Regions from separate parts of the Homo sapiens genome. Here all the other regions are linked to region 2. Evidence: chromatin contacts called from ENCODE Hi-C data. All regions are on one chromosome and are shown on one strand. The core of a region is the stretch at or near the end of the contact, and the rest is flanking DNA. Distances in the headings are between cores, read along the strand shown.

The links. Hi-C counts contacts between places; a loop is a spot of excess contacts on that map. Pooled maps may share reads with other maps.
Region 1: a map of Caco-2 shows a loop between it and region 2 (6-fold over the local background). The contact joins two enhancer-like sites. A Hi-C loop is called at or near these places in 2 of 168 maps with a recorded cell type or tissue (Caco-2 and heart left ventricle) and 9 of 50 pooled maps.
Region 3: a loop to region 2 is called in a map of heart left ventricle, with 2.6 times the contacts of the local background. The contact joins two enhancer-like sites. A Hi-C loop is called at or near these places in 4 of 168 maps with a recorded cell type or tissue (heart left ventricle and heart right ventricle) and 9 of 50 pooled maps.

Annotation. Positions count from the first base shown.
Region 1 is chr3:64,813,723-64,816,697 of GRCh38, reverse strand. The region is part of intron 3 of ADAMTS9-AS2 (ADAMTS9 antisense RNA 2); the gene reads right to left. Among named protein-coding and RNA genes, the nearest start is that of ADAMTS9, 130 kb to the right of the region's middle. Within about 2 kb of position 1,257, at least 7 of the 41 ENCODE cell types and tissues checked have a DNase peak (open chromatin) inside an H3K27ac peak, as active enhancers do.
Region 2 is chr3:64,532,322-64,535,054 of GRCh38, reverse strand. It overlaps ADAMTS9 (ADAM metallopeptidase with thrombospondin type 1 motif 9), which reads left to right. Exons shown (of 40, transcript NM_182920.2): 38 at 1,785-1,889. Among named protein-coding and RNA genes, the nearest start is that of ADAMTS9-AS1, 28 kb to the left of the region's middle. Within about 2 kb of position 1,279, at least 6 of the 41 ENCODE cell types and tissues checked have a DNase peak (open chromatin) inside an H3K27ac peak, as active enhancers do.
Region 3 is chr3:64,898,896-64,901,681 of GRCh38, reverse strand. All of the region lies in intron 4 of ADAMTS9-AS2 (ADAMTS9 antisense RNA 2), which reads right to left. The region is part of intron 2 of LOC105377124 (a long non-coding RNA gene); the gene reads left to right. Among named protein-coding and RNA genes, the nearest start is that of ADAMTS9, 210 kb to the right of the region's middle. Within about 2 kb of position 1,298, at least 3 of the 41 ENCODE cell types and tissues checked have a DNase peak (open chromatin) inside an H3K27ac peak, as active enhancers do.

The DNA.
Region 1 (2,975 bases), core at 8-2,507, 280 kb before region 2:
GCATCCAGGTCCTAAAACTAAAATCAAGTGGATCATCAGGTTTACCCTCTTCCATTTGGTTTTCAGACAGACAGTACTTGAAACATGTTTGCTAAAGACAGACAGAACTTCACATTCTCCTCCAGCACATGACACAATCAGAGGGAGATGCATTGTGCTTAAATAATGCATGAGGTAGCAAGGGCCAAGCCTGATGTATCAAGGTGTTGAAAACTGATGATGAGCCTGTCGCTTTTTTCAACCCATCTGCTAAGCTGCCCCCATGGATTATTTGTCAGTTTCTGTGAAGGAAAATGTGTGGGATGCTGACTCTGTAGGAAAATAAAATTGGGATTTTCCTTTCTAGTGTCTTGTTATTGTCCCTTACCCAAATGCATCTGTCCCTGGGCATTCTCCCCCAACAATAGTAGATAATTTCTTGGTGAATCTGAACAGCTCACAATTATTCCCTTCATTTTCACCTAACCCAAAGCAAGGAACTGACAGAAGCTACGCTTGGAAATTTTGCAGCCCACTGGACCAAGAGTGGGAGCCTGAAGTGAGCTGGGTCATTTTTCCCCAGGAATTTGAAACTAGAGCAGAGATAGAGAACAGAATGGATTCCGTCATTCCACGTGGTTGGAGCTCTAACAGATGGCCTGGGGAGCTGTGGGTGGGCATCCTTCCCCACCATGCGGGATGAGGAGCAGAGATGGTGAGTCTGCTGAGGCAAAGAAATAAAGCAGATGTGCAGATAGAAGCAGAGAGGAAGAGCATGTTGCCTATTCTAGTATTTCCTGAGCCCTCGCTGTATTTCTGCTTACACTTCCATTGCACAATCTCTCCATCTTTACACTAGATCCTCATTTTGTGAGTGAGCTAACACAAGTTGATGTCTGTTCCAGGCAATCAAGAAAAAAAAAAAAAAAAACCCTCATACATTAGCCGAAAAATTCTTAAGATGGGAAATCACCCAGGTGAGAAGAAATATCCCAGTTGAGAGAAACAAAACAAAAATTATCAAAAAGAGTTGGCAACAGTCATTCCAAAACCATTAAAGAGACGTCACTCAGCTCTAAGAAGAGAAAAATAAAGCTTCACAGTCGGCCAGCTGTGCAGAACTGAAATAGCATGGACCTACTCCATGAATTCACATAGTTGCTGAAAGTGAATTCCTTCCTGCAGTCTTCAGTCTTGCAGCTGAGCTATGAAATGTATTCCCAGTTTAAAATTCCTTTCCAAGTGCTATCCCATGACTTCACAAAGTTGTCTGCACACAAGAGCAACTCTCAAGCTGAGAGATGTCATGTTTGCATCATCGCTGACATGTAGACAAGTATTCAGATGGCCCATTAAGTAAATGCCCCTTGCAAGTATGGGGCACATCTGCTGGTTTGACAGCCTTTCTCTGCCTCTATAAGTTGGAAATCCCCAGCCTGGCTCATTAAAGAGAAACAGGCACGATTATTGTGTCAAAACACATTAGTGTATTTTATTCTGCCATTGCAGTTGCTTTTTGGCATTTGATGAAGCTAAAGAGATTTCAGGTTATGAAATCTGCGTTTCCTGCTTGTCTTTGTTTCAAAATTATATGTGGGATGATGTGGAAGAGGAATGTCAGTTAAGCTTCTGGACAATTCTCCCCAACCCACGAATGAATTGACATTCTTATAAAAAAAATCTGTCCCTGCTCCCTTTTTCTTGTCTGTTTGCTGAGCAAATGAGCTATTGGAAACAACAGAAAACATGTCCCTTTTTCTCCTCCAAAAAAAAGATAACCTTTCCCTTACTTTAATTGTAAGATGATTATCCGTATTATTTGACATCCTTTTAAAATATCTGGATAAAAGTGCAAACAACACGTTAATGAATTCTACAGATGATACTAAATTGGGAAATGCTGTTTTTCTTATTAATGACAACAATATATCAGGCAGCCATACCCAACAATAGCATCTGTGAGAGGGAAGGATGAAGTAGAGAAAGTCACATTTGTGACAAAGGCAGAAGGAGCCATGCAAAATATTAAAATTAAAATATAAAACCCAGATGTGTGAGTAGTGGACAGGTGAGCCTTGAAAACTTGTCAAACTAATGTGGCCATGTAATGGATGGACACTTAGAGAACTGCGTGCCCTGGGGACTGAGAGCTGAGCTATTTTTAGTTCCACAAGTAGAGGCATTGTGTCTCAGAACAGATAGTCTTTTCTTCCAGAACTTTAATAAGACCGCACCTGGCATAGGGTGTTCAGTTCTGGAACAGCACCACATGATGCACAAAAAAAAAAAAAGAATCCTTATATGTAAGATTTCAGGCTTTCTTTTTCTAGAAAGTAATGCAGCCACTTTTTTTTTTTTAGTAATTCCTAGCAGTAAATTGGCTGTTTTTACTAATTTGGTTCATCCTTGAGAGTATGAAAAAAATTGGATGCCTATTAAGCACCCCAGAATGAACACATTTAAATCTAAACTCTGGTCCCTTCCCTGATACCTCCACTGAAACCTGCCCTTTCCTCAGTCTTCCTGGCCTTGGTTCTTGGAATTCCATCCCTCCAGTTACCCCGGCTTTAGAATAATCCTAGACTTCCTTGTTTTCCTCAAACCCCAAATCCCATATATCAGCAAATCTTGGTAGTTCTAGTTTCAGAATAGATCCAGAATCTGACCATGTCTCACAATCTCCACTGCTACCACACTGATCACCAGGATCCCTCTGATCACGTCACTTCTCAAAAGTCTCCAGTGGCTTCCAAATCAGGGTGTCCAGGCCGGTATGATGCAGTGTGGCACTTCATACCTCTTAGATCACATCTTCTACACCTGCCTTGCCCACTCAGCTCAACCACACTAACACGCCGGGCAGAATCTGGTTATGTCTTTATAAATGCGATTCCCTGGTCTTAGAATTCTCTCACCCAGATATCCACATGGTTCACTCCAAAATCACCTCTGTAGTAAGGCATTTCCTGACTGGGAAGGGAAACTGCAGCCCACAC
Region 2 (2,733 bases), core at 30-2,529:
TGCGTGACGTGCATTGTGCCTTCTGTCTAATCACCTCCTATTCACAGGTTAAGTCTTACTAATCCATTTTACAGATGATCTCCTTGCCTGAGGTCATGCTGAAAGTAAAGAAGGGAGCAAGATTCTAGGGTAAATCTACCCTTTGTACCAGGTTTTCAATCAGCCTCAGCACTTTTCGGGCTGGAGAATTCTCTATTGTGGGCTGTCCTGTGCATCGCAGCAGCATCCTTGGTCTCTACCCGCCAGATGCCAACAGCAGCACCATTCCCTGCCCCCCCACAGTTGTGACAAACAAAAATGTTTCCAGACATTGCCAGATTTCCCCTGGGGTCAAAATCGTGCCCTGTTGAGAACCACTGATTTAGTCCAAACTAAGTCCTCTGGTCACCTCTATCTTGTGGAATCTAGCACTCCAGAAGTGTTTATAAACTTTTGTTAGTCAATATTTATGGAACTGGCATTGAGAGACCTCTAAGCTACACTTAGTCCTGGAAATCTTAATTGAGGAGCTGGGATATAATATTTAAGTGGCTAGTCGTATGTTACAAACCATAGCTGATTCAATAAACAAAGCAATAGTAAGGCCCTGCTCTCAATAAGCTTACTGTTACATTGAAGAGATCACACGAACACTTACAAAACAATTAGAAAATGTAAGACAGATACCATCTTTTTGCATATCTACTAAGCGCCAGCCATAGCTGATTTCTTTTAGTCCTCTGTACGGTGCTCAGAGGGAAGAGAGTTTTAGTGCTTTCCATTTTACAGATGAATAAACTGAGGTTCCAAGAGGTGAGAAAAGATCTGGCCAGGATCCAATCACAGGTGAAAGAATTTTTCTTACACGCGGGTCTGATCAGCTGTGAGCTCCTCCTTGCCTCTCTTCTTGTTTATAAAAGACTGTTTTGACAAAGTGCTGGTTTGTCAGTTTCAGAGAGAAAGCAATCAGGAGTGTTCATGTGGAATATTTTTAGCTCTGAAACTGCTCATTGTGGAGTAGGAAGCCTCAAGAAGAAAGTATTTCAGATGCCTTTGCGAGTCATTTTTGAAAGAGAGAGTGAGAGAGACAATTGGAGAAAGCAGCGAGAGGGTCTTTCTGCTGCACCGTCTCTTTAGAAATCAATATTGAGGCACCAGAGGCCATGTTCTGAAAGGCACCCTCGGAGGGGAGGGGTTTGGGAGATCTCCCTTACCGGAGCCTGAAAGCCGCATCCTCCAGGCCCAGGTGGTCTTGAGCAGGCCAACCCTGCCCTCTGCTGACCGTCCTGGGGAAAGCGCCTCTTCTTTGAAGTCCCGCCCTGCTGTGCTTAGTACGCGGTGTGCTAATCGCCCCAGGGAGCTGGAAGCCCAGGAAGCTTGGCACCAAGATCTTGTTAGAAAAATTACACTGTGACATTTTGTTCCTGAAGGAATCTGATAATTGTGAGCAACATCAGGACTGCTGTGTTAGGGAGGCCGAATGGAGCAAGGACTTTGAAGTCAGGAGGATGTGAGTTGGACTCCTACCGTATCCTGGAGAAGTTAATCACTTCCGCTAAGCCTCAGTTTCCCTATCTGTAAAGAAAACCTCCTTCGTAGAGCTCTTTCGAGGATGACTAACATGATGCATGAAGAATGGCTGGCCCTGAACAAACAAAACTAAATACTATCAATAATTAGTAGCTATCACAATTAATCAACATCCTTCTCTTTTCCAAAGTACCTTTTATTGTATCACCTTTGCCTTTGCTTTTTTGAGGACATCACATGGACTGAAAATCTCTTTTGTTGGTCGTGTTTTCCAGGGTCGTTTTAGCATCAACCTTTATGGAACCGGCTTGTCTTTAACTGAATCTGCCAGATGGATATCACAAGGGAATTATGCTGTCTCTGACATCAAGAAGTCGCCGGTAAGGTTCTACAGATGGGTTGGGAGATGAATTTTTATTTCTTTCTTTCGTTCTTGTCTTTATTACTGTGGTAGTGGTGCTGAAGGAGCAAACGAATGTGCTTTCCCACTTAAGCCATTTTGTAGTGTCAGGAAGACCATTTAGGAAATAAACCTAGGGTGCAGTGTTTACACGTGATTAAAGTGTGAGAGCCTTGTTCACTTCTGGTGAATTCTTCCTCGAGAGGTGAACATATGAACCATCCAAGTAATTAGAAAAACCACCTAACCAGGGAGGTAAAAGCAGGAAGAAGCCTCTGTCGAGAGTGTGGCTCAGATATCTTTCAGTTAGCCAGCTTGCGGTTCGTTCTATGAACCGAGGGGAAATGACCTCTTCTTTTTATTTAGAAAAATTGAAATACAGATGGAGCTAGAAGACAGATAACTTATTAAGCGATATATCTGGAGAATTAGAGATACACAGGGTCTACAATAATAAGTTTTTCACCCTCTAAAATCTGGGTGGTTAAGGTGTGGTCTACGCAGTGCATCAGTGTCACCTGGGGGCCCGTTGGAAATGCAGGTTCTGGGTCCCAGACCCTAGTGAGTCAGAGTCTACAGCTGAACAGTGTCTCAGGTGGTGATGGGCACAGTACAGCTTGAGAAACACTGTGCTGTGCAGATGGTCCCTGACTTACGACGGTTCCACTTGATTTTTCAACTTCACCATGGTTCAAAAGCAGAACACGCTCGGTAGAAACCCTACTTCAGGTACCGATACAGCCGTTCTGTTTTTCACTAAGTACAGTATTCAATCAATTACACAAAATATTCAACACTTTATTATAAAATAGGCTTTGTGTTAG
Region 3 (2,786 bases), core at 49-2,548, 370 kb before region 2:
ATTCTTCTGAGTGCCAATAGCATAGTATGCAGGTGAAGGGTGATGTCCTAGAACAATCAAGGTCAGCTCCGATTTGGAAATTGGAACACTGCTCTCAGATCCTTCCTGACTCTGCAGAGCTTGAGTTTGCAGCAAGATTATTCTTAGCTGGTGTTAGAAATGTGCACAATGAGGATTTGGCCAGGCTTATAATTCAGGACGTGTGCTCTATTGGACTTAACTTTATTTTCTTCTTTGTCAATAATACATCCTGGCATATTTGCATCAATGGAATGCTCTACAGTTATTTTTAAACAATGATAGAGACTATAGAGCACTTACTTGGGATGAAAAGATGCCTGCAATATATTGGTTTCCGGAGCACACGTGTAATATGACACAGTTAACATCAGTCATCTCTGGTTGGGAAAATTGTAGGTGGTTTTTAAATTTTATGTTTTTCTGTATTGTTTGCACTTTCTTTTTCTTTTTTTTACTAATCATAGCTAATGTGTATAGAGGGCTTTCTGTGTGTTGGGTGTCATGCCAAGTATTTCATGTGAATCATGTCATTGGATCCTTGCAAGAGACATATGAGTTAGGTATTATTATCGTACTCTTTTACTGCTGAGGCAACATACTTAAGTCCCTTGCTCAAAGTTATGCAGACTGAAAATGCCAGAAGGTAAGACTCAAACCCAAAACCCACACCAAAGCCACCATATGAGGATTTTTTTCCCAAAAAACAATAAATGACTTAAAGGTAAGTGTATCCTCATAATTGTTTAAACCAGTTTTCAAACAAAATGCAGCTATTTAAAATGAGCTGGTTGACTCATAGTTAATGATATGCAAAATGTTCCTGATCCTTGATTATGTGGAAAAGTAGGCCACAGGGATCATTCTGTTGTATGTGTCTGTGTGCCTGTGTATGCCTCTAAACATAAAAGTATGAATTCTAATATGTTAAGAACTACCCTTTCAATGTTGGAATAAAGATAATTTTAGACTCTTATGTTTTATAGTGTTTGTGAAATTTCTACAATAGCGAGTGCTACATTTAGAGTAAGGAAACATAAAGGACAGAAGGTAGTCCACCTGCCTTTCTGACACCCCAGCGTAGCTACTAAGACCCCACCTTTCAAGAGAGCTTCTTGAATAATAGCTTGCCTTTTCCTTTTCTGTCTCCTGGGACCTGCCACTCCATGGGCTCTAGCCTTCTTTGGCAAGAACTTGGGCAGGTGCCTTAGAGACAAGGAACAGAATCTATGACATGCACGGAGTTGGCAGAGCCCTGATAGATAAGCCTGCCTCCAAAGTTTCACATCTCCCTTTTGTTTGTCTGCACTTCGTGGTGGTTCACAGAGGCCAAGGCCTGGCTTGTCGAATAGGGCTTGTTAGAGATAAAGACTCTTGAATCCCAGGGCTTAGGATGGAGGGTGTGGCCATTGGACAACTGGAAATTTAAAAATCATGTCATAATTTCTGCATAGGCTTCCATGAATAGCAACTGAATAATTTCTCTAACATCTGAAGGAGAGGCCATGTATCAGGGAAGGGGATTTAATGTGAACCAAGTGACCTGCACTTACATAGGCTGTGCCCTTTGGTGAAAATGCATTCATTCATTTGAGAAATATTTATTGAATGCCTACTATATGTAGAATACTGTTCCAGGTGCTTGGGAGGCAGGAGGCAACAAAACTAAGTCACTGGGATACCTATGTTATATAGCCCTTCTACCATCTGTCTCCTTAAAGGACACCTACTCACGCTTTGAGACCCAGAATTTTAGATCTAACCTGGAGACTTCCATGATTGCCTGAAGGAAAAGGGTTAGGCACACTTTTCTTAGATTCCATGGTTTTGTTTGGCACTATATATATATATATATATATATATATGTGTGTGTGTGTGTGTATATATATATATATATGTATATATATATGTATATGTATATATATGTATATATATATGTATATATATATATATGTGTATATATATATATCACCTTTGTTCTTAGTAATATAACCATTTGTTTATGTGTCTTTTTCTCCAAGACCATGGGCTTGACACATGGCTTGAAATCCAGTTTTCAACACTCAACTAGCTCTGTAACACTGGGTCAGTTATTTAACTTCCATGAGACCCAATTTTTTCATCTGTATTATAGAGATATTAATATCTACCTCACAAGTATGTTGCGAGATTTACAAGACAAATGAAAACCTGTTCATACAGAAACAGTAATATTTTAAACAGTGAATATTTAAAGCACCTTATTCCTAAGAATACCAAATGAAAGCCAAATGTCTTTCATCTAATGAAGGGACCATTGAACTGTGCTATATCCATTCTACAGATACTACTAAACAATAAAAAAATTGACACATTCAACAACATGGATGAACATCAATATATTATGTTAAGTCTACATACAGTGGGATTCCATTTATGTGACATTCCTACAAAGGTAAAACATAGGAACAGAAGAGAGACGAATGGTTGTTTATGTGGCTGACTAATAATGAGCAAAAAGGAATTTTTTGAGATGATGGAACTTTTCCTTATCTTAATTATGATGGTAGTTACACAACTGTATGCATTTTTCCTTACTCATAGAACTGTACATTAAAGAACTGTGTTGGATATGTTGGGTGGATGAATAGAAGGAAGAAAGCAAGGAAGAAAAGATGTGCAACTTGAAACTTCAGGGGATTTAATGTCTCTGAACCTTTTACCAATAGGAAATGAAAACCAATGAATAGATTCTCCAACCATATACATGACCTCTCAGAAGACATGGT